Regions from separate parts of the Mus musculus genome. Here region 1 is linked to region 2. Evidence: chromatin loops called from intact Hi-C (ENCODE). Cell type or tissue: left cerebral cortex. All regions are shown on one strand. Each heading gives the region's core, and the rest is flanking DNA. Links, peaks and the distances in the headings are about the cores only.

What was found. A loop is a pair of places that touch in the nucleus more often than their neighbours do. Peaks named below come from ENCODE experiments on the same cell type or tissue, not always from the same donor. Only the 100,000 strongest peaks of a DNase experiment are listed, where the experiment ranks them.
Region 1: a loop joins it to region 2, with 4 times the contacts of the local background. A loop is called at or near these places in 2 of 42 quality-filtered maps.

Annotation. Positions count from the first base shown.
Region 1 is chr1:125,444,780-125,456,369 of GRCm38, forward strand. No RefSeq gene overlaps it. Among named protein-coding and RNA genes, the nearest start is that of Actr3, 15 kb to the left of the region's middle. In left cerebral cortex, for the core only: no CTCF peak of the experiment used is centred there; a DNase peak (open chromatin) is centred at 5,991.
Region 2 is chr1:125,555,039-125,566,628 of GRCm38, forward strand. Slc35f5 (solute carrier family 35, member F5) reads left to right here and starts at 5,964. Exons shown (of 16, transcript NM_028787.5): 1 at 5,964-6,246; 2 at 7,237-7,327; 3 at 7,462-7,603; 4 at 11,430-11,573. The coding sequence starts at 6,207. In left cerebral cortex, for the core only: a CTCF peak has its summit at 7,881 (motif pointing right); DNase peaks (open chromatin) are centred at 5,453, 5,857 and 6,355; H3K4me3 peaks cover 2,163 bases; H3K27ac peaks cover 1,976 bases.

The DNA of each region.
Region 1 (11,590 bases), core at 1,634-9,633, 110 kb before region 2:
CTTAATTGGTGATTTATGGGTTATTATGGGGTCCAGTCCATTATGGGTGATGACAACCCAGAGCTGCTGGTCCTGAATTCTATAAGAAAGGAGGCTGAGCAAGCTATAAGGAACAAGCCAGTGAGTAGTTTTCTTCCATGGCCTCTGCATCAGCTCCTGCTTCCAGGTTCCTGCCCTGTTTGAGTTCTTGCCCTCACTGCTTTTAATGATGAACTACTATATGAAACTGTTAGCAAAATGACTTTTCTTCTCAAGTTATTTTTCATCATGGTGTCTTATCACGGCAAGAATAACCGTAATTGAGACACAGACCATGGGACTGGAAGGCACTCCTAAGAAAGATAATTAGAAGTAATGTAGTTCCTTCATGACCATGAAATGTCTTATTAGCCCTGGATTACCTACCTCCAGAGTTATATGGGAAAAAAATTAAACCCCTAGTATTTAAGCCACTGTAGTATGAAATTCAGGTTACATGCAAATGAATATGATTGATAATGCCACAATAAAGATAAATTAAAAACCCCACCATGTTACTAAGGAATGTTAGATATAAACTGAAATGGTCACGAGTGATAAATATTGAAAGATGGATCAGTGAAAGAATGCATAACAGGGAATACAGGAATCATGTTGAATTGACATTTAATTCTAAGCCCCATCATCCCAAATATTTTTTGTACATGGAGTGGGGAGCTGTTTTTGATTCAGTGAAACATGTACCCCAAGGATTCCTGTGAACTTGATATGTATTATGGTTGAGATTGTCCTTGAACTCCTGATATGCCCAACCCCTGCCACCTAAGTATTGGAATACCTATTTATGCCACTCAAACTGACCAGATATTGGATTTGCAGGAATTTAGAATTGAAGTATTCTGATCTTGCCACGATCCACATTAGAGCATATAGCATTAGAGATTGGGCCTTTGGGCACAATTGAATCATAAAGCCCACACAACATTGACAATGTTATCACCATACAGCCACATAGAATAAGATGCCCCAGGGTTTCTGTGTTAAAAATCTCCCAGTATTCAGCAAAAAACATATTTTCCAGGCTATACCTACAACATAGGCCATCAGATTATGAACTCACAATATTTTCACTATGAGCTAATATTTGGCAGAATGCACAAAGAAGGATGGGGGATGGAGAAGAGAGAAAGGAAGGGTGGGATCTGTATGTAGATATGTTTACATATGGTATTAGCATAAAAGTGTTATAGAAGAGTCACACCACGCAATGGAAGCTTAGAGGGTTAGAATTAGAGGGAGAGATTATTCAATTTTTCATTATTGTATTGCATAATTTTAAAGTCAATATGTGTTTACTTTGTAACAGTCTAATTGGGAGTTGATTGATGAAATAATAAAAAGCTACACAAATTCAAAGCCCATGAAATTGTACTATATAAACACAGGATGCATTTAGGATAATTGTGTTGAGCAAGCTTGATTTGTTTTAGAAGAAAGCCATTAATATATTTTCAATTTGTAAAAATAACTTTGGATATTCTTCTAGACTTATTTTTATTTCTGATTATGTGTATGAGTGTGTTTTCTTGGGTTCATGCATGTGAGTCCAGTGCCTGCAGAAGCCAGGAAAGTGTGGAGGTGGAGTTACAGGTGAACTGCCCAACTCTGGTCCTGGGAACTGAATCTGGGTCCTTTCCAAGAGTAGCAAGTACTCTTAACTGCTGAGCATCTCCCCGGCCCAGGCTACTAACATTAGTACATATTAGTATCCAGAGTAGAAAGTACAGATTTGAATGAAAGAGAAAACATAAACAGTAAGTTGCAATGACTTTCTTTAGTTGTAGGTGACTTGATTGGAAGGGCATTCAAGAATGCCCTAGAATATCTACAATAATTTTAATATATTTTACTTAATTAATTTAATTTAAATAAAATTAGGGGCTGGGGAGATGGCTCACTGGTTTAAAGCACTTGCTGTCCCTGCAGAAGACCTGACTTTTGCTCAGTACTGATGTCAGGGAGCTCATAATTACCTATAACTCCAGCTCCAAGTACTTGGGCACTTTCTTCTGGCCTCCACAGACACCTGTATGCATGTACACACACACACACACACACACACACACACACTGAAAAAATTTAAATAAAGAATTACGTCATTAGTTTTTTGAGATTCCACCATGGCCTAATTTTTTGATTTACTGAAGCCTAAAGCAACAGCCCCATGCAGCAGAGAGGCCCCCCACCCCAAAAGTGGCTATCCCAACATTTTCATTCCATGTAACACTTTCTGCCATTCTTACCAAAAACTACTCCTAGTTTTAAACTGGGTCAGAGTTTTAAATTCTTATTGCTTTTCCCCCACCTCTGTCTTAGGTTATTATCTTCAAAACACACGAGTGAAGAGCATTCAGCTCAGCTGTGAAGACCTTTCCTAGCATGCCCAGGGACAAGGGTTTCATCACACACTATAAATATAAAAATGCTACAGCTTGAGGTGAACATGATCAAAGAGTGCTCCAAAGTATATAAAATTGTCTCCGTGGAGCCCACTGGAGTATAAAGTCAGTCGTACCAAGGATTAAAAATGGAAGATATAACACATTCAGGCTTCTCCTCTTGGTTCTAGTATGACAAGCAAGACTGAATGTGAGTACTTTTTTTCTGGTACATCTATTTTCATTTTTTAGTAATTTGACATCTTGTAGCAATCCTAACATTTCAGGAACAAGTATCCCAATTAGAGATGAAGCTAATCATAGTAATATGATAAATTCAACTATCCTTTGGGGTTTAACCAACATAAAGTTTATCAGCCTGTCTCCTACTTATTTACTTTTAATTTCAATTTTTAATTTTTGCCTAGCCCAGCCTCTGATGCGGTCTGCATCACAATAGTATTCATATTCAAGGAATGAAAATCCTTTTATGTCAGTTGAATGCTTTAACAGTGTATCAGTTGGATGTTCTAGAATATTCCACAGAACAGTAGTTTTGTAGAAGGGGCATCATATCCAAATGAGGAAATGAATATCAAGAGTACAAAGAGTACTGAGTGACTTAAGGTCATGTAATGAACAAGTGAAGTTCTGTAGCATCAAAACCCACACTGGAATTCCCTATACTGCTTCTGGAAAACACCAGACTCTACAGTTATATAAAGTCTGGAGTACTGTCTTAGTGGACATGATATATTTAATAGTAAGTGAGCAAAATAAAATAAAATAAAATAAAATAAAATAATAAAAAGCAACCACAGAACATCTTAAAAATAAAAAAGAAGGCTGAGGAGGTGACTCAGCAGATAAAGACCTTTTGCAACCATGAGGACCTGAGTCTGGATCCCTAAGATGAACCAGGCAAGTGTGTCAGCTGCCTGCCATCCCAGCACTTGGGAAGGAGAGATAAGGCCCCCAGACCAAATTCATTAGCTAGACAAGTTAGGTTCAATTCAAAGACTTTGACTAAACACAGTGGGGTGTGGTCAAGAATGACACTCCACAGCCTCATGCACACCACTCAGATATAAACATGCAGAACTTAATTTATTTAAAAAAAAACAACAATTATTTTCTTTTGAGGACATATTGCTCAAGCAAGTATAAATTCTGATAGAAACACAGCATGTAGGACAGCTGTATAGAAACAAAGGCTCAAAGGTTGTTTCAGAATCTGACCTTTTCTTTTGGTTTGTGTCTTAGTCACTGTCGAACTTGTTGCAAAGAGACCATGCCCAAGGCAACTCTTATCAAAAAAAAAAAAAAAAAAAAAAAAGCATTTAATTGGAGGCTTGCTTCTAGTTTCAGAGGTCAGGTCATGTATCATCACAATGGCAGCAGGCATGGCAGACATGGTGCTGGAGAAGTAGCTGAGAGCTACAACCTGATCCACACACAGAGAAAAATGGCTTTTTGAAACCTTAAGGCCCATCCTCAGTGACACACTTCTTCCAAAAGGCCATCATCTCTTAGTCCTTCTAATCCTTTCAAATAGTGCCACTAAGAACTAACATTTCTTAAATATATGAGTCTATGAGGAGCATCCTTATTCAAACACTACACATTGTTGTTTGTTAGTTTGTTTTGGGGCAGGATCTCATGTAACCCAGGCTGGCTTTGGACTTGCTATGTAACCAAAAATGATCGTAAACTTCTTCTCCTCCTCCTCCTACTTCTACCTTGCAAGTGCTGGGATCACAAACATGCACCTCCATGTCTGGCTTACTTGGTACAGGGGAATGGAGCTCATGTCCTGGTGCCTGTCAGGCAAGCACTATACCAACTGGGCCACATCCACAGGCCACAGATGCCCTCTTTCTCTTGGCTTTGTTTGCCTTGTTGGTTTGTCTCTCTGATAGCTTTATTCATACTGACAACAGTGGGTCAGCTTCTACCAGGTAATCAGCCCTGACTTTGAAGAGTACACTTGTTTTTCAGTGCCCCAACAGAGATGCAGGATGAACCCTTGGCCAACTTGGAAGAAATATCCTTCTTGAGCCCCATATTGAAGCTCCACTTGGCCAAACTTGAGTCTAGATACCATCCCTACCGCTCTTCCCACCAAAATGAACCATAAGGACAGAAAAGGAGGGTCACAAAAGTAAAAACAAATATTATTATCAAAAGAAAAATAATGAAAACCAAGTAAATACAGAATAAATTGTCTGTTGCTATGACAAAAGCAACTCAGAGAAAGGGGCTGACTTTGGCTTACAGTTCAGCCCATCATGGTGTAGAAGCTAAGGAAGCTTGAAGCAGCGGGTCACATAGGATCTTTAATCAGGACCAGGGAACAATGATGCTCCTGTTCAGCTATAGTCAGTGATTCCCCGCCTCCCGAGGGGAACCAATCACAGCTCAATGCGTCTTCCCACTCCATTAACATATTACAATAATCCCTCATAGGCATGCCCTGAAACAGGACTGGAAGCTCATCTCCTAAGTAATTCCAGGTTCTGTCAAGTTGTCAACACTTTAACCATCACAAGAGTCCATAATCATGTCTCTCCAGGGGCTGGAGAGATGGATCAGTCATTAAGAACAGCTCACAACTGACTCCACCTGTAGCCCCTGCAGCTCTTGTGTTCTCTTTTGGATTCTGAGGACATCTGCATTCATACAGTCCCCTGCCAAAACATAGACACATAGTCAAAAAAAAAACTGAATCTGTAACTAAAATTCCATTTCAGTTTATATACTACAGTAAAATAGTACAATTAAATATTGATTTCTTGCATAGTGGTTGGGGCTTCGTAACATTTTTACTAGAAAAAAACATAAAATTAAAAAAGGTCTACTTTGGGGGAAAATAAAAATGTACATTTTATATGGCTGATCCTTAAATGAATGCCAAAGCAAATGAAAAATAAAAACATTGGGCATCTCCCAAACACTACAATAATCTAAATGTTTAATGAATCCATCAACCCCACACTGAGGAAAAGTAACAATTATACTTATGGAGAAACACTTGTGTACTTTGGGTTCCCCGTCAACTCTATGCTGATGAGCTTGTGCTAGCTAGGCTCACTAGAATCTACTAGAAACTTCCTAAGTATTCAGTTCAAGAGGAACCACTTCTTACACAGTCAATGCCTGGTCTTAGTGTAACAAGCTCTCTGCTCATTCATGTATTTATGTAATGTGCCAGCTATGAATCAGGAATCAGGGTGGGTACCACAATTAAGAACATGAGTAATTTACAGCCCCACCCCAAAGGAGTCAAAGTTCAGCAAGAGAAACAGAGGGACAGAGACAGAGGAGCACTGTAAGAGGGGATTTACATCGGGCTGAGAAGTAGGGGCCACTCAGATGAGAGATGGGAGAATATCAAAGGAGGCATAGGGCATGCTTCCTGCGGTGGATAGGAAGAAGAAGGGTAGTTCCAGAGCACTGCGGAATGACACAGTTGATGAGTTACAAGTCTGACTATGTAGGGCGTGTACCAAGGAAGAGTCATATGAAAGACCTTGTGTGCTAAGTTTGAGTTTCACACTGTGACTCCAAAACCCTGCTTTCCAACTAGACAAGGCTGCCAGTATTGAGCCATCTGGAGAAACTGTTAACACAGATTGGCCAGGCCCACTTCTGGAAATTTTGCTTCAGAAAGAATTGATGTTTAAAAAAAAAATTCCCTATTGAGACCTGAACAAGATTGGGCCTGTCAACATCCCATCATGCATCAGGGTAGGGCTCTAAAGGTCCCACCCCTCCCTGAGGATCTATAGGCAAGTTGATGGTTGTTGAGGAAGGGACGGACATTTTCTCCAGAGGTGTAGCTATTGGCAAAATGCTCATTCTCCTGCAAACTGCCCCTTTCATACACGTTCCTTTAAATAACTCTCGTATGGCACCACCCTCCAGGCTGAACATAAGACAAATTGTGTCTGCTTGCACAGGATCATTACTCCTTGACTATTGATGTTCCCTTAAGAAGGAAGGGTTGGGTGGTCTTTTGAACTTCATCTGAGGTTCCAGCCACTCCTCCCACCATCTGTATGAAATTTTGCCCTAGTTGCATGTAGCTTTGGAGTCTTAGAAGGGGCTGGAACACATAGGCTGAGGAGACAAAGAAAAGAGGTCACTATCTATGCAGCTATGGGAAGCTACCATCCACCAGTGAGACTGCTCTGGGGTCACCCTCAGTCCTGTTAACAACCACTAATTCATGTTTTGTAAGTCATCCCAATAAATTCATTGGCTCTCCTGGATGAATTTTGGTAGGCTCAAGTTTGGTTTGTCATTTGGGACCCCATGAGGAAGGGACAGACATTGCTTGGTGCTGAACCCAGGGATAAGTAACTTGACTAAGTGAAACTCACTGGGTCACATAGAAAGACATGAAAGTAGAAGGGGGACTCCTTGGGAAGAAGATAGAGATTAGCTTGAATGGGGGACACCCAAGGGGAGTGGGATAGGTGGGTATGATCTAAGCACACTGTGTAGATGTATGATATGAAATATAATGAAACCTATTATTATACATAATTCATATATACTAATAAAAACCTTAAAGAACTTTCACTATCAATTCAGAGGTACATCCAGGTTTGGGGTTTACACTATGTGTAGGAAATGAGAATCTGTAGAAGGTTCTGGCAATGTGGATAGAATACTTTAAAAGCAGAGCCCTTTGCTAATGGAAAGTTGCATAGGAACAGGTCAACACAGGACACAGAGAGACCCAGGAGGAGAGTATGTTCTCAGAACCCCAGAGATGATGAGCATCAGTACCACAGCAGACATTGGGGAAGGGGTGGGGGCAAGTATTGAGAGAAGTATAATCCACAAGACTAAGTGACTTCTTTAATGTAGGAAGAGTCCCTGAGTGGGGAATGAGCAGAAAGCCGAGAGTTGGACAACAAGAAGATGCAGCTAAAAGTGGCCTTGGGTCTGGAGTTTGCTCTGGGTTAGAGCTTCAGACTTGGGTTTGCCAGATCTGGGGACCAGGAGACTGGAGACTGCTGACCTCCACCCCTGGGACATCCCTGCTTTGACCTACTTCTGGCACGCTGCTGCTAGTCACTGCCCACAGCTCTATAGTTGGGTCTTCCTCTCTGCTTTTAATAACCTTCTGAAGTGAGAGACCATGGCTCATCTCTGTGCTTTTGGAGCCTAGGATGATAGTGCATGCACATACTTGATGTGCAGTAACAATGTCTAGGTGACTGAATTGCATTAATTAACTAGATAATTATAGCCACAACAACCTCATTAGATCTCAGTAGGCTTTTGGCCTCATTTTGTGATAATAATTATATAAATTTGTATTTTCATAATTCTACAAGCTTTTATTATTTCCATTTCTGAAAGAGCAAAGATGAAGCAAAATACAATTCTTTCTTTCAAAGACTAATTATTGCAGATGTCTGTAATTAGTAGTGGTAAGTATCTCCTACATATTCTAATTCAGGTCTCACCAAAAAAGTTTTTGCTATGTGAACACACACACTACCCACATACACACAGACATACATACACAAGTGTGTTCATTCACATATATGTACACACTAGACACACAAATACACACTCTACACACACACAACTATACACATAAACCATTATACAGGCATACATACACACATAGACAGACACACACTATATCCACACATACCACACAGACACATGCATGCACACACACACACACACACACACACACACACACAAGCATGTGCACACTTGCCTTAAAAATTATTTTTAAAACTTTCAACTGGATTAAAGACAAGGAGCAGTTTTCCATTTAGCTACCCATATAAGCTTTATGAACAAGGGAAAATATCACTTTGAAGCACAACTATTCTTGTTTTATTACATTTATCTACCATGGGAGAGTGAGGAGTGTGTACATACCACACACTTATGAGCAAGAACTAAGGACAACTAAAATTTCTGGAATCCTTTTCTCCTTCCACCATACTGGTCCCGGGGACTGAACTAAAGCTTGGTGACAAATCTCTCCTACTCAGGGAGATTATCTTTACAGTGTTAAAATAATTTCTGAAATATATAGTTATCTTTTTTCCACATAATGATACAGGGAGTAAATAAAAGCACCCCAAAGTGGTCCCTACCTCAAATGATGAGCAGACAGCATAGGAAAGACAACACTTGTAAGCTAATCCCTGAGCCTACACGTTCCTTCTGTCTGTAGATTTGATGACCTCTTCTTTGTTTATTTCCTATTATCTTTGCCTATTTTTTTTAGAACTAAGTGCTTTGGAGTAATAGACAGGAAGAGCCTATTAATAGAGACAGAAAAACAACAAATATTCAAATAACTCTAATATCCAACATAATTTCCCTTCTTGAGACACAACATTCAACCATGCAGGTAACAGCAGCCATTACCAAATGCAGTTCCCAAACAGATGCAGGAGTGAGCTGTGCACAACAAAGAAGCTGCGCTGCAGAGATGACTCTGTGGGGAAGAAACCTGAGCTAAGAAGCCCAGCTCCCAGGATGGTAGGGCCATGGTCACTCCAGCACTGGAGGCATAGAGGAGAATCCCTGAGGTTCGCTGGGCAGCCAATTTAGCTGAGCCAGAGAGCTCCAGGTTCCATGCAAGAGCCTGCCTCAAAAGAAAAGGTGGAGAGTGACTGAGGAAGGCACCTGACCTTGACCTCTGTCCTCCAGACTTGCACACATGGGTGTGCACACTAATGGGTGTGCACACTAATGTGTGCACACAGGTGGTTGGAAGAAAAACAAGATGGGAGATGTGCTGGCAATAAGCAAGAAAATAGTCCATTGGGGAGTGCTCATGTCTACATTGTAAGCTAGGTACCTAGAATGAGTTTCTACCTTTGGGTGATGAACTCTTCCTTACTCTCATGCCTTCACTGATTTTTTTTTTCTCTCCATATCTCAGTGCAGCCTAATCACCCTGAAAACCAATAACTTCCTGTGTTCTCTGATCATTAGGACACTGTTTTAGTCTCTCTACTTATAATTTGCAATTATACTGATGCTATATGTTTATGACTCTTAATTCTTTAATTTTCTTTTCCAGATGTATCTGAGTGTTTTCCTTGCATGCATGTCTATGAACTTCATGTGTGTTTCATGCCAATGAAGGTCAGAAGAGAGAGTCACATCCCATGGAACTAGAGCTCCAGACAGTTGTGAGCTACTCTGTGGACGCTGGGAATTGATGGATTCCTCTGTAAGAGCAGCCAGTGGTCTCAATCACTGGGCCAGCTCTGTAGCTTCCATCTGGGGACCCCCTTGTATCAGTCTGACTTTCTTGCCTTGCAACATCTTTATAACTCTTTTAAATGGTTCAAGCAGACGACCTGAGAAAGATTCTGATCTGACAGTGTTACCAGTGGTCAGGGCATGGGTCAGGTGGTCCCAGGTTCTTGGCCTTCTATGCAAGGATTGAAAATAGGACTCACAGACCAGAAAGGGAAATGCTGTCATGACTCAGTGAGTCACCGAGTGAGCATGTTGAAGGATCCCAATTACATTTCTTTATGGAGTTCAACAAAAGGAAGAACTGAATCCTAAGGGGTGAAGCTTAGCTCATTCTCTATTTTGGTTGATAGATTAGATCACACATACATTTTCCTACCTTGATTATCCTTTCCCATAAAATACTGGATTTTAATCACATACACACCCAATTATGCATACACAGAAGGTAAAAAGGGGTTCTCCCTAAGAGGTTCTCACAGCTTCATTGTTGCCTATGCACCTAAGACCACTTTAGGCTGGGTCAGCTGTTTTTGTTTTTGTTTTTTTCCCCTGTTGGATATGTTGGTAATATACTTGAATAGAAACTGTCTCAATTTCATTTTTGCTAGGGGTAGAGACAACTATCTTATTGTTTAGAGATGCGAGTCTGTGAAGCCAGATGCAGGTGCTTGCCTGCCTCAACAATACCCCATCCCACACACTGGAACAATACCTAGCAAGATGTAGGCAAAGAGCAAAATAATTACCATGACCCAGAAGGGTTCATGTAAGTACTGCCAGATACAGTCACTAAGGAACATGCTATTGAAATGAGTACAAAGGAATGCTTATTTTTCCCCTGAGCCTTGTTCATTAAGTTCTTGTCTTCATTCTTTAGCAATCCCCCCTTCAGTAGGGGAGCCACAGGGGATGGAGGAGCCTTTACGAGGCATGATGCCCACGCAGAGCTTAAAATAACCCCAAGTGGCTTTGCTTGCACAGAGGGCCAACCATCAAAAGAATTGTATTAGAATGCATTCAACATCACAAGCCCCCTGAAGACCCCTATGGATCTCCCTAGGAAACTTGCTCTCTCTGCCATAACAGAACCTTTCCTGATGCAAAGGCATTTAATAAGCCAAATAATGTAATAATTCACACAGCAATAATTTAAATGGCCTATGAGTAACCATCCTTGGAGACAGGCTTTGGGGGGAAAAATTGGTACTGGGATGCAGTGAAACTGAGAAACTGCACAGAGCACTGGATTTTATCCCCAGCACCAGATAACCGGGCATAATGGTACTGTCTATAAGCTCCGATCTCAGACACAATGGATTCAGAAGCTCAGGGTCACTCTCTGCTCCAGAGCAATATATATGTTATTATATACTGTATGCACGTAAAATGTATATATGTGTACTATATGTATGTACATTTACATGTATACATATAATACATACATAGAGGTGGCTTGTCAACTAAGGGCACTTGCTGTGTAACCCTGGTGACCCGAATTCAATCCTGGAACCACATAAAGCTGTAAGCGGAGAACTGACTTCCCAGAGTTGTCCTCTGACCTTCACATATGGGCCATAGTGCAACTGTGCATGCATGTGTGCTCACACACTCTAATAATTAAAAAGAAAAAAAAATCAAACAGGGCATCATGGCACTCACCTTTAATCTCAGCACTCAGGAGGCAGAGGCAGGCAGGTCTCTGTGAGTTTGAGGTCAGCCAGGTCCAGAACTGTCAGGATTACACAGAGAAACCCAGCCTCACCCCTATACCATACATACACAATCAAACTTCTGTGCTGCACGGGATATTGGGCCTGCTGTTTCATAATCTTGGGTGGAATTGGCCTTACCATGTCTAGTTTCTCAGCAAATTCTTTCCTGGTTTCTTAGAAACTGGATAAAACTAGAAGCCATGAGTA
Region 2 (11,590 bases), core at 2,260-10,259:
ATTTGTATCCCCTTGATCTCCTTTTGTTGTCGAATTGCTCTGGCTAATACTTCAAGTACTATGTTGAAAAGGTAGGGAGAAAGTGGGCAGCCTTGTCTAGTCCCTGATTTTAGTGGGATTGCTTCCAGCTTCTCTCCATTTACTTTGATGTTGGCTACTGGTTTGCTGTAGATTGCTTTTATCATGTTTAGGTATGGGCCTTGAATTCCTGATCTTTCCAAGACTTTTATCATGAATGGGTGTTGGATCTTGTCAAATGCTTTTTCTGCATCTAACGAGATGATCATGTGGTTTTTGTCTTTGAGTTTGTTTATATAATGGATTACATTGATGGATTTTCGTATATTAAACCATCCCTGCATTCCTGGAATAAAGCCTACTTGGTCAGGATGGATGATTGCTTTAATGTGTTCTTGGATTCGGTTAGCGAGAATTTTATTGAGGATTTTTGCATCGATATTCATAAGAGAAATTGGTCTGAAGTTCTCTATCTTTGTTGAGTCTTTCTGTGGTTTAGGTATCAGAGTAATAGTGGCTTCATAAAATGAGTTGGGTAGAGTACCTTCTCCTTCTATTTTGTGAAATAGTTTGTGCAGAACTGGAATTAGATCTTCTTTGAAGGTCTGATAGAACTCTGCACTAAACCCATCTGGTCCTGGGCTTTTTTTGGTTGGGAGACTATTAATAACTGCTTCTATTTCTTTAGGTGATATGGGACTGTTTAGATGGTCAACTTGATCCTGATTCAACTTTGGCACCTGGTATCTGTCCAGAAATTTGTCCATTTCGTCCAGGTTTTCCAGTTTTGTTGAGTATAGCTTTTTCTTTTTTAAATGTGGGTTCTGGAGGATAGAACTTGGATCCTTGTGCTTACATGGCAAGTATTTTCCCCTATAACCCATCTTTCCAGCAATATAAATAGAAACAGTTTTTATATCATATTGCTTAGGGGGAAATGACAGTAAGAGAAAGTCTTCACATGTTCAACACCGGTGTAATTTTTCTGGGCATTTTATATCTGTGTCTAGTTAGATCCATGGCATGTAACCTATAGGTAAAAGGACTGTCAATATCTCTGTTTCTTTGCATTTGGTTGTGCACTTTTTCCCATATTTGGGATTCATGGATTTAAAAGTAGGTTCAACTGTCAACGTAGAGGCCTAATGTCTCCGGGCAGAATCATCTGTAGCTTCCTAGGCCTTGAACTTAAATTGTAGCCTTTGAGACTGGTAGACTGGCTAGCAATGGAGGACAAGGCTGGACACACACAAATTTGATTTTATATTATGGCACAAATAGTTTGGGAGGATTGCATTTTCTGGATTGCATTTCTGGGAATGTTTTGAAAGGGGTTACACTCAATACCAGATGGATCTTAGCAAATTATGATAAATTTCACAATTTTCACCTTTTAGAGTGATCAACTCCGGAGAGTAAAAAGGAAATGAATAAAAAGATCAAGCCCATGAAGTTAGGTAAAGAGCTACAAGCAGATAGGAATGGAGACAAGAAAGTGATTCATTATGCTGGAATGATCAAGGGGCAAAGGATGCTCAAGTTCACTTAAGAAATAGTGACTACCAGCTTAGTAACTGCTGCTATTCTGCATAATGGAAAACAAAATGAGAATCCTTGTTGTTGTGGAATGAAGACTGAAAGCACACCATTGACATTTGGTGGGAAGGGAAAGGCAATGACACGTTTCTAAGACCTATCTCCCATATAATTAAGAGATGAAGCCAGCCAGAAATGGTGGTATATACAGGGTGGATCCAGTTACTCTATAGCAGGAAGGATTGAGTCCAGGAGTTTGAGAACAGCCATAAGTAGACATTACAGATGGTTGTGATTCTGCCTAGCATATGCAAACTTTAAGTTTGATCCCTAACTCTCTGAAGGAAAAACAAACAAACAAAAACCCCAGGACTTGAGGTTACTAGACTAGACAACAGTTATTTTCCAAGACTTTTAAATGACTGAGGATTTAATCTGAGTAAAAATGGGGCAAAAATGCCTGAATTGATCAGTGTCTTAGGATTACTAGTGCAGTGATAAAATGCCATGGCCCATATCACAGTTCATCATCCAAGGATTCATCACCAAAAGAACTCAATCAGGGCAGGAACCTGGAGTCAGGAGATGATGCAGAGGTCATGGGGGATGCTGCTGACTAGCTTGCCCTTCAGGGCTTGCTCAGACTGCTTTCTTGTAGCATCCAGAACCACCAGTCCAAGGATGCACCACCCACTATAGGACGGGTCATCCCACATGAATCACTAATAGGAAAGATGCCCTGCACTCTTGCCTATAGCCGATCTTATAAAAACATTTTCTCAATTAGAGTTTCTACCTCTCAGGTGACTCAAGCTCGTGTCTCGTTGACATAAAACCCACCAACACAGTCAGGCTGGTGCTGTTGTAAAAAAACCATAGCAGGACCACTGTTCTGGTTACATTTCTACTGTTTTGATAAGGAGGAAGGGTTTATTTACATGCCTACCTCATAGTTGTGGTAGTTTGAATAAGCATGGCTCAGGGAGTGATACTATTAGGAGGTGTGGCTTTCTTGAAGGAAGTGTGTCATTGTTGGGGTGGGCTTTGAGAAACCCTCCTTCTAGCTTCCTGGAAATCAGTCTTCTCCTAGCTGCCTTCGGAACAAGATGTAGAACTCTCAGCTCCTCCAGCACCATGTGTGCCTGCACACTGCCATGCTTCCTGCCTTGATGATAATGGACTGAACCTCTGAACCTGTAAGCGAGCCCCAATTAAATGTTGTCCTTATAAGAGTTGCCTTTGTCATGGTGTCTCTTCCCAGCAATGAAAATCCTAACTAAGACAATAGTCTATCACTGAGGGATGCCAAGACAGGAACTCAAGCAGGGGAGGAACCTGGAGGCAGGAACTGAAGCAGAGGCCATGGAGAAGTGCTGCTTATTGGCATACCCCTCAGTTTTCTTATACAACCAAGGGACCACATGCGCCAGGAGTGGCACTGCTCTCAGTGGGCTGTGCTTTCTCACATCAGTCATTAAGAAAATACCCTAAGGGCCAATCTGATGGGGGCACTTTCCCAGCTCCCTCAGATAATCCTGGATTGTGCCAAGCTGACAAAAAACAAAACAAAACAAAAAACCCAAACAAAAACAAAACAAACTATCTAGCCAGATAAGCCTGGTTTTATGGAGCACTCTTAGAGAATTTCCCTAAGACAGCTGGAGGAAAATATTACTGGAATAGTTAAATTAGTTTTGAGAGTGCATGAAAATAATCTACCTAGAATGATTTTATTCCACACACAAACACTGTCACCACTGTCCTTTAGCAGATGCTCTAGGAATACGTAGTAATAGTAGTAGCTTGTGTGTAGGTGCTGTCATTTTAAGCAATCCATATTTATATATGGAGAATCTAAGGCACACTGTAAATAATCCTCAATATTCTATAATAAGTTTTCAGAACTAAAACCCATGTGCTGGGTGTGTGGTAGCACATACCTTTGATCCCAGCATTCAGGATGGAGAGGCAGGCAGATCTATGTGATTTCAAGGCCAGCTTGGTCCTCATAGTAGTTTCCAGGCTGGCTCTCTCTCTCTCTCTCCCTCCTTCCCTCTCTCCCTCTCTCTCATCTCACTATATAGCTTTACCTGTCTTGTAACTCACTATGTAGACTAGGTAGACCTTGAAATTAAAGCACTGGGATTAAAGGCATATGCCATCATGTATGGCCTTGACTCTTGATCTTGACTGATTCACTATATCAGATGTTAAAAGACGGAAAAGCTTGTGCTGGAATAATATGGTGTATGGGTATAACCAAATACCTACTATGTAGTACAGTAACTTCAAGTACTTGCTACACTGTGGCTATGTACTCTGAATGATAAGTTTTTTCCCTTTCCTTTTAAAGACGGCGCACTTTCTTGGGAGTTGATGGAGCCAGCCAATACTTAGAAAGAGGATGGATCAGATTTTAAACAGGTAAAAACAGATAGAATGTTAGAGTTTTACTGCTGTGAACAGACACCGTGACCAAGGCAACAATATAAAGACAACATTTAATTGGGGCTGGCTTACAGGTTCAGAGGTTCAGTCCATTATCATCAAGGCAGGAGCATGACAGCATCCAGGCAGGCATGGTGCAGGAGGAGCTGAGAATTCTACCTCTTCATCTGAAGACTGCTAAGAGAATACTGACTTCCAGGAAGCTAGGGAGAGTGTTTTAAAGCCCACCCCCACAGTGACACACCTACTCCAAGGCCACATCTCCAAATAGTGCCACTCCCTGGGCCAAACTTATTCAAACCACTACAGTATGCTTAATCATTTGTTCTTAACTGAATGACCAAGCAAGTTGTGTTTGTTTGTGTGCAGGAGTGTACAGACAGAGGCCAGAGACCATTAGGTATCCTGCTCTGTCACTCTCCTTACTCCTTACTGAACCGGAAGTGTCTGGCAAGTAGCAAGACAGATCCTTCCATCTCTGCCTCTCATCGTGCTGGGGTTGCAAATGTGCACATGACCAAGCCCAGCTTTTTACATGGGCGCTAGGGATCTAAACTCAGGACCTCATGCTTGCACAGCAAGGACTTTTGTCCACTAAGTTATCTCTCCTGTTCCAGCAGTGGGTTTCTCAGTGACTAGAAGTGTTTGATGCCAGGAGTTTTTTAGAATCCGACCAGATCACAAAATGTCCATCTTAATTTTAGTCATAAGACTTTGTAGACAAAGTTAAAAGAGAAGGATGAAACACAGTGACTACATGAGAAAAAAATATTTCCTTGCCTCATTTGATAAAAATGCTAACAATGCAATTGTGGCTACAGAAGCCTTAAGTCTCGTGTTAATCTAAATATAAATCAGGATCCTGGCCAATTTTTCAATTTTATGGGAGCTTCAATACCCATAAAACAAAAACCCATGGTTAGCATCTGTGGAGGTCTTATGTGTCACAGGCTGAACTGATTTGTTTGAGAATGTATGTATACTGGGTGTAAACATACAGCCGAGGCACTCACATGGTTTTATGGCTTTGTTTTTGTTTTTTTCTTCCCATAAAAAAAGTGAGGGCCAGGGAGATGAATAACCTGGTCTACAACTTCTAACTGCAAGAATGAAGCTCTAGTTTACGGACAAAAACGATCTAGGAATCCAACGGGGCGCCAAGCTACACTGCCTGATTTTAGAAAGGGCTACTGGAAAATGCTTGCTTAAACACTGGAAGAAATGGTGCAGTCAGCTTTCGCTTCAGGGCGGGGCAGTGGGGAAGTCTGGCAGCCTTGCCAGGGCTGGGTTCTCCCTCTTCTAGACATCCCCGCCCTCTCCGCTCTGTTCTCTTCCCTTCTCTGTTCCTTCGCGCCACTGTCACGACTCCAAGCCACAAGCCTGTTCAAGGCTGGCGTCCACACTACGGCAACAAGAACCAGGAAACGTGCCCTCCCCCGGTCCGAAGTCGCGTCCGGCGTGACGTAACCTGCGCGCCCGCAGTCTTTGGGCTAGGGGGCGGGGCCGCTGAAGCTGACTGGACAGGGGCGGGGACTGCCGGGCTGTCTGGGGGGCGGGGCTCTGGGCAGACCACCCAGGCCTAGGGTATGGATTGTCAACTGGGGGAGGAGGCAGAATGGACGCCGGGTGGACGAACTGAGAGCTGAGCTTGACCGGTTGACTCACTGAGTGATGGGGAGGATGTCACCTAGTTGGTGGACAAGCTGGGGGCCTAGAGTCTCCAGGATGGGGTCCAGGGTACCCGGAGCGGTTCCTGTCTACCGGGATGCGCTGCCAGGTTCGCTACCCAGGGGCGGAGCTTGACTGGGATCTCGCCTAGCTAATTGCTCAAAGGGCAGCTCTAGGTGGTCAATAGGTCGGGGGTGGAGTCTGACTGGCTGACGGGCAGGAGGCGGGGCCTGCCGGTTGGCCAGCCGTGGGATGGGCTTGTTTGGCCAGCAGTGGGCGTGGCCTGGCTGGCTGACCGGCCGGGGGCGGGGCCTGGGCCGCGGCCGCAATCCGGGCCTCCAGGACTCTCGCTGCCAGCGCCGTCCGGTGGCCTGGGTCACTCCCCTCCGTCGGGGCCGAGTGCTGTGACAGCCGCGGCCTTGAGCCGAGGGGCAGCGCAGCTTCTTAAGTTGGGCTTGCTGTGGGGCACGATGCTGGGGTCTGTGCGTGCGGTGTGAGGCGGCGGCTCTGGGCGGCGGGCCGAGCCGGGGCCGCTCATGGTGCCGCCACGACTCCATCGAGGGGCAGGAAGGCCAGGTAGGCGGTGGGCCGGCGTCCGCGGCCAGGGAGGACGGGTCAGAGTTCTCACGCCCCTCACGAGGCAAGAGGCTGGGTTTTCCTCATGTCTTTCCCTCGCCAAGGGGCGGCTTCCCTGTGCCAGCTGTTTTCTGTCGTGACTGGGCGGGTGGGGAGCGAGGATGATCCTGGTTCTCACGTGAGGGGAGTGGACCCTCGCACATCACTTCCTGTCAGCGAGCTGAATCCCCTGGAGATGGGGGGGTAAGGACACGCGTGTCTAGACTGCCAGGGGCGGATGTCCTGAAGGGAGAATCTAGAGAGTTCTGTTTATGAGACTTCGAGGATCCGTTTACAGCACTCTTCAATGTGCCATATGTGGAATCTTCTTCTCTCTCTCTCGTTTTTTTTACCCGCCTGGTACCCAGGACCTCTTTGAGTATAACCTTTTATTTTTGGGGGGCTGGGAGGTGTCAGGTCGGGGACAGGTCTTAGGTATCCGAGACTGGTCTCAAAAATCACTTTGTAGCCAAGGGTAACCTTGAACTTCTGTCTTCTGCCTTACAGGCATGCACCAGCACACCAGGCTTATGGCCTGGTTCCGCACTCTACTAGCTGAGCGACACCGCTAGCATGGGATTTCTTGTTTGTATTTGTTTTGCTGTTGTTATTATTTTGTGACACAGTCTCATATGGCCCATGCTGGCCTTGAACTCAGTATGTATTCTGACTGACTTTGATCTTCTGATTCTCTGGTTTCCCCTCCCCCCACACCCCACACTTTCCAAGTGCTAGGATTATAGACACGTGCCACTGTGCCCAGTTTGGGAAGTGTTTGGGATGCAACCCAAGAACTCATGCATGCTAGGCAAGCATTGCACTACTAAGCTACATGTCCCCAGGGTGGCTTCTGTTGCATACATTTTGATAGTCCTTGAAGGTGAAGAGTGGAAAAGATGTGATTTTACACTTGAACTTTCCCTAAGCGTTATTTCTGTGGTGCTGTTTTAGGTGGGCTGAGTTCTTTACCTCCATTTGGACTGGGCTCTGCCCGCTTTGCAGGCATTGCATTTGAGGATCTCAGAGAAGCCCTTGCAACAAGGTAAATTCTCATGTTATCAGTAAAAAGCAGAGACTACTAGCAAATGTCTCTTGTTTCCTTGGGCTGGATTTCTAATTTTTATGTGGTTCTTCTCAAAGAGGCTCTAATGAGATCTCTGTTTTCTAAACTAACAGACTGCAAATGGTTTATGTGTTTATCATGAACCGTGTGAATTCCCAGAGCAGTGGTTTCAGTCAGCGCAGGCGAATGGCCCTGGGGATAGTGATTCTCCTGCTGGTTGATGTGATATGGGTGGCATCCTCAGAACTCACCTCGGTATGTATTTCTCCACCAATGATGTTGCACTGTGATAGAATTAACATGGACCTAGAGGATTTTGCTAATGATGTAGGATAACATATAGTGTCAAGCTATAGTATTTTCATGCTTCTAACATCAGTATTTTAAATATTGTTGAATTCTTTGTTTTTCTTTGGTACTGAATTAGTGTCATTTAAAGTAAAAATTGACAGGATGCTCTTTGTTGTTTTCTGAAGGTACAAAAACTTTGTGTGTATGTGTGTCTATATATGCACATGTGTGCACACGTGCCTGTGGAGGCCAGAAGGGGGCATCTGAGTCCTTGGAACTTAGATAATTGTTAGTCCTGTAACGTGGGTACTGGGGACTAAACTCTGAAGGAATACTAAGCTCTTTGAATCATGGAGCCATTTCTACAGTCCTACCTACAGCTTTCTCACATTTGTAGGAAACATATCTCAGAAGATTTTTTTTTAATTACATAAAAGGTGGTTTTGTGTTAGTCAAAATTGAATTTATTTCTTCATAAATACTGTTTTTTAGGGAACAAACATTGAGGGACAGTAGAAAGTAAGGGTCTGGGTATATAGCTTAGTAGATTCTTGATACATAAGAATAAATTTGAAAAAGAGGGTATTTTTGGAAAATAAACATAAGTCATCAGATTTTTCATGTATAAGCCACTGTTATCCACATGCATACACTGGTGAATCCACACTTGTGTGTTTACTGAGTCACACATTTTTATCAAAATTGCAGTGTTTGGCTTCAGTTAAGCTGTTTGTTAATCGATGTCTCATTGGGAGTAGTGTGGTACTTTGAGTTTATAAGCTAATTTTACTTTGAGTTTGTATACTTCTTTTTTGTTAATGATCCTTGTAAGAAGAAGATAACAATTTTGTTGTTTATAGTTTTTATTACATTTATTTATTTACTTATTTATTTAGATGTATGTGTGTGTAAATGTGCCAAGGATTTAGAACACAAAAGTTGTAGATTAAATTATAATTTAACAATTTATATCTAGAGGTTAGAAAAGTTATTGAGGCATTATGTTGTATACAGAATATGTATTTTAGGGTACTTTTGTTTATTCTGTTTATTTATTTGTTCACAGGGCAACTTGTGGAAGTCTGTTTTCTCCTTCTATTTTATGGGTCCAGGGATCAAATTCATGTTATTAGGGTTGGTAGCAAGAGCCATTACCTACTGAGCCATCCGGCTGTCACAACTTTTATTTTCAGAATTAATCACTTAGGCTTCACATATTGCAGTCATAAGGAAATATCTACGTTTTATAAACGTATGTTTATAAAATGGCTTTAAATGTCAGAACAGACCATTTGATATCCTGGATCTCACATTATAGCTAGGCCAATAGTTGCGGTTATGTCTTGTGAGTAAATAATCTTTTGCCCTTCTGAGATTTGGCTCTGGAATACCACAGACACTTTGCTTTTCACTTGAAAACTATTCTGTAACCTTTTAGATTCACATTTCATAATTTTGCTTCCGAGAAATCACTTTCATGTTGATGGGTTCCTAAAGCTAACTTTTACATTTTGCAGCATTAAATAAATTGTTTTGTTTATCCGATAAAAAGCTTTAGACCGAAACTAGGCTTGCCTTTAGATCCCAGTGCTCAGGAGGCAGAAGCTGGCAGATCTCCCTGAGTTCCCACATCAGCTTCGTCTGCATAGTGAGTTCCTGCCCACAGTGAGACTCTGTCACCCCGACTCCTGCTACTCCAAAGGAAGGATTTAGAGCATGGGAGCAGTAGTTTTATTCTAATTTAGCAAATCTCCAAAAGTTAGAAAAGTTATTGAAGCAGTATATTGTATGCAGAATACATATTTTAGGGTGCTTTTTGCATATTCAGTTTTTAGTATTTTCTCTTGGCAGGTTATCCTTGTGTAGCCCAAACTGGTCTGGAACTCACTATTTAATCCAGGCCATTTCCTCTTACATACTGGGACTCTGTATAGTGTCCCACTGTCGTTATACCTAAAAGAGCTAGAAAAGAAATTAGTTTTTAAACACATAACGTGCTTTAGTGAAAAAAATTACAAACTTGTTATCTTAGAGTATATAGAACAGGTTTAAATCTTCAGTCAAGTAAACATACCAGACTTCAGGACAAAGTGCTTGCCCCATGAGCAGAGTGACCAGAGTTTGGATCATTAGAAACTATGTAAAAACCAGACAGGTGTGGTGGCTTCCTGTAATTCCAGCATCCAGAAGACAGAGGCCAGGGGTCCCAGGGACAAACTGCCTAGCTAGACTAGTTGGAATCGGCAAGCTATAGGTTCAGGGAGAGACCTTACCTCCACAAATAGTTAGGAATGGAGAAAGCTACGGAATATCAGCTTCAGACATCTGCACACACACCTGTGCACACAAGTACCCATACACATATGCACACCCCAGACACACTAGAGACATACACATGAAAAGGGGGAGACTAAAATGGTGTAATAAACCCCAGGACGCATCGCTTTAACAGTGGTCAGTCTTTCTAATCTTATCAACTATGTTCATCCCAGGTGTCCTGGAATAGTTTATGCAAACTCTGACTACATCATTTTTTTTCTCTACTTATCTCACTGGAAATCACATTATTTTTATTTTAAAAGCATAATTGCTGCTATTACCACATCTAATAAAATGAACTATCATTTATTAAAAATCCCATGCTGATTAGTTCATAGTCACGTTCTTCCTGACGTATCAGGGTCACACACACACACACACACACACAACCCAGTTAGGCTTAGATCCACATGACTTTTGTTGCACCTCTCTACTGTGTGCCACTCCCTGTTTGCTTTGCCTTTGTGTATTAGAGAAATTAGGTCATTCGTCCTGGGAGACACCTCACCTGCTTGGTCTTGCTCATTGTTTCCTTAGCCTGTCACTTAATTTGTTCTTCCACTTCATATAAAATAGAGTTAGGGCTTGATGTAGGTTCATTTCTTGGCAAGAATATCTTGGTAGTATTGGGTACTTTATGACATCAGGACAGGAGGCATATAATGGCTGCACAGCTATTTTGGGTGATGCCATTGGATATAGTTCAGTAGATAGAGGTGCTTGCCACTATGCCCAATTGCCTAGTTTTTATCCCATAGACCCATGTAATAAACCAAGAGAACCAACTCCTACAAGCTATTGGCTGACCAGTACCAACACACACACAATTAAAAAAGTAAAATTCACCATTGGCTAGCCTAGTCTGCTCAGTGAGTTCTAGGTCAGTGACAAACCATGGCTTACACAATAGATATGTTCAAAGATGACACTGGGTCTTGTCTTCTGGTATCCATGAGCATGTGCACACACGTGTCTACCCACAAACACATGCACCTACACACACACACACACACAGAGAGAGAGAGAGAGAGAGAGACGGACAGACAGACAGACAGACAGACAGACAAAGACTTCTATAACCCTCTACCTGTTTTTTTCTCGCTTTGGTACTTCCATGACCCCTGAAACCCTTGTGTGATACTTAGTACATGTCTTCATGTATGTGTCTCCTCAGGAGCTGGGAAGACTGCTTTAGCTTTCTTTAACTTCTAACACAGATACTCCTGCATAATAGGTTTTCAGTAGACTGAACCCCACCCCTGCCCCTTTTTAAATGGTTGTTGCTGCTTCATTTGACAATATTACCTCTTGTGTGCAAGGCACATACAACATTCAGAGATGGACTTCATGTCTTGTTTTCTTTGGCTTTTCCTGCTCATATGGACTTCTAAGAGTTAAAGATGCAAAGATGGAGACAGGTAGCAAGATTTTAAACCTCTTAAGGTTGTTTGTGTAACATTTCTCTCTACAGTATGTCTTCACGCAGTACAACAAGCCATTCTTCAGCACCTTTGCGAAAACATCCATGTTTGTTCTGTACCTTTTGGGCTTCATTATTTGGAAGCCTTGGAGGCAACAGTGTACAAGAGGATTTAGAGGGAAGCCTGCTGCTTTTGTAAGTTTTCAATTTTG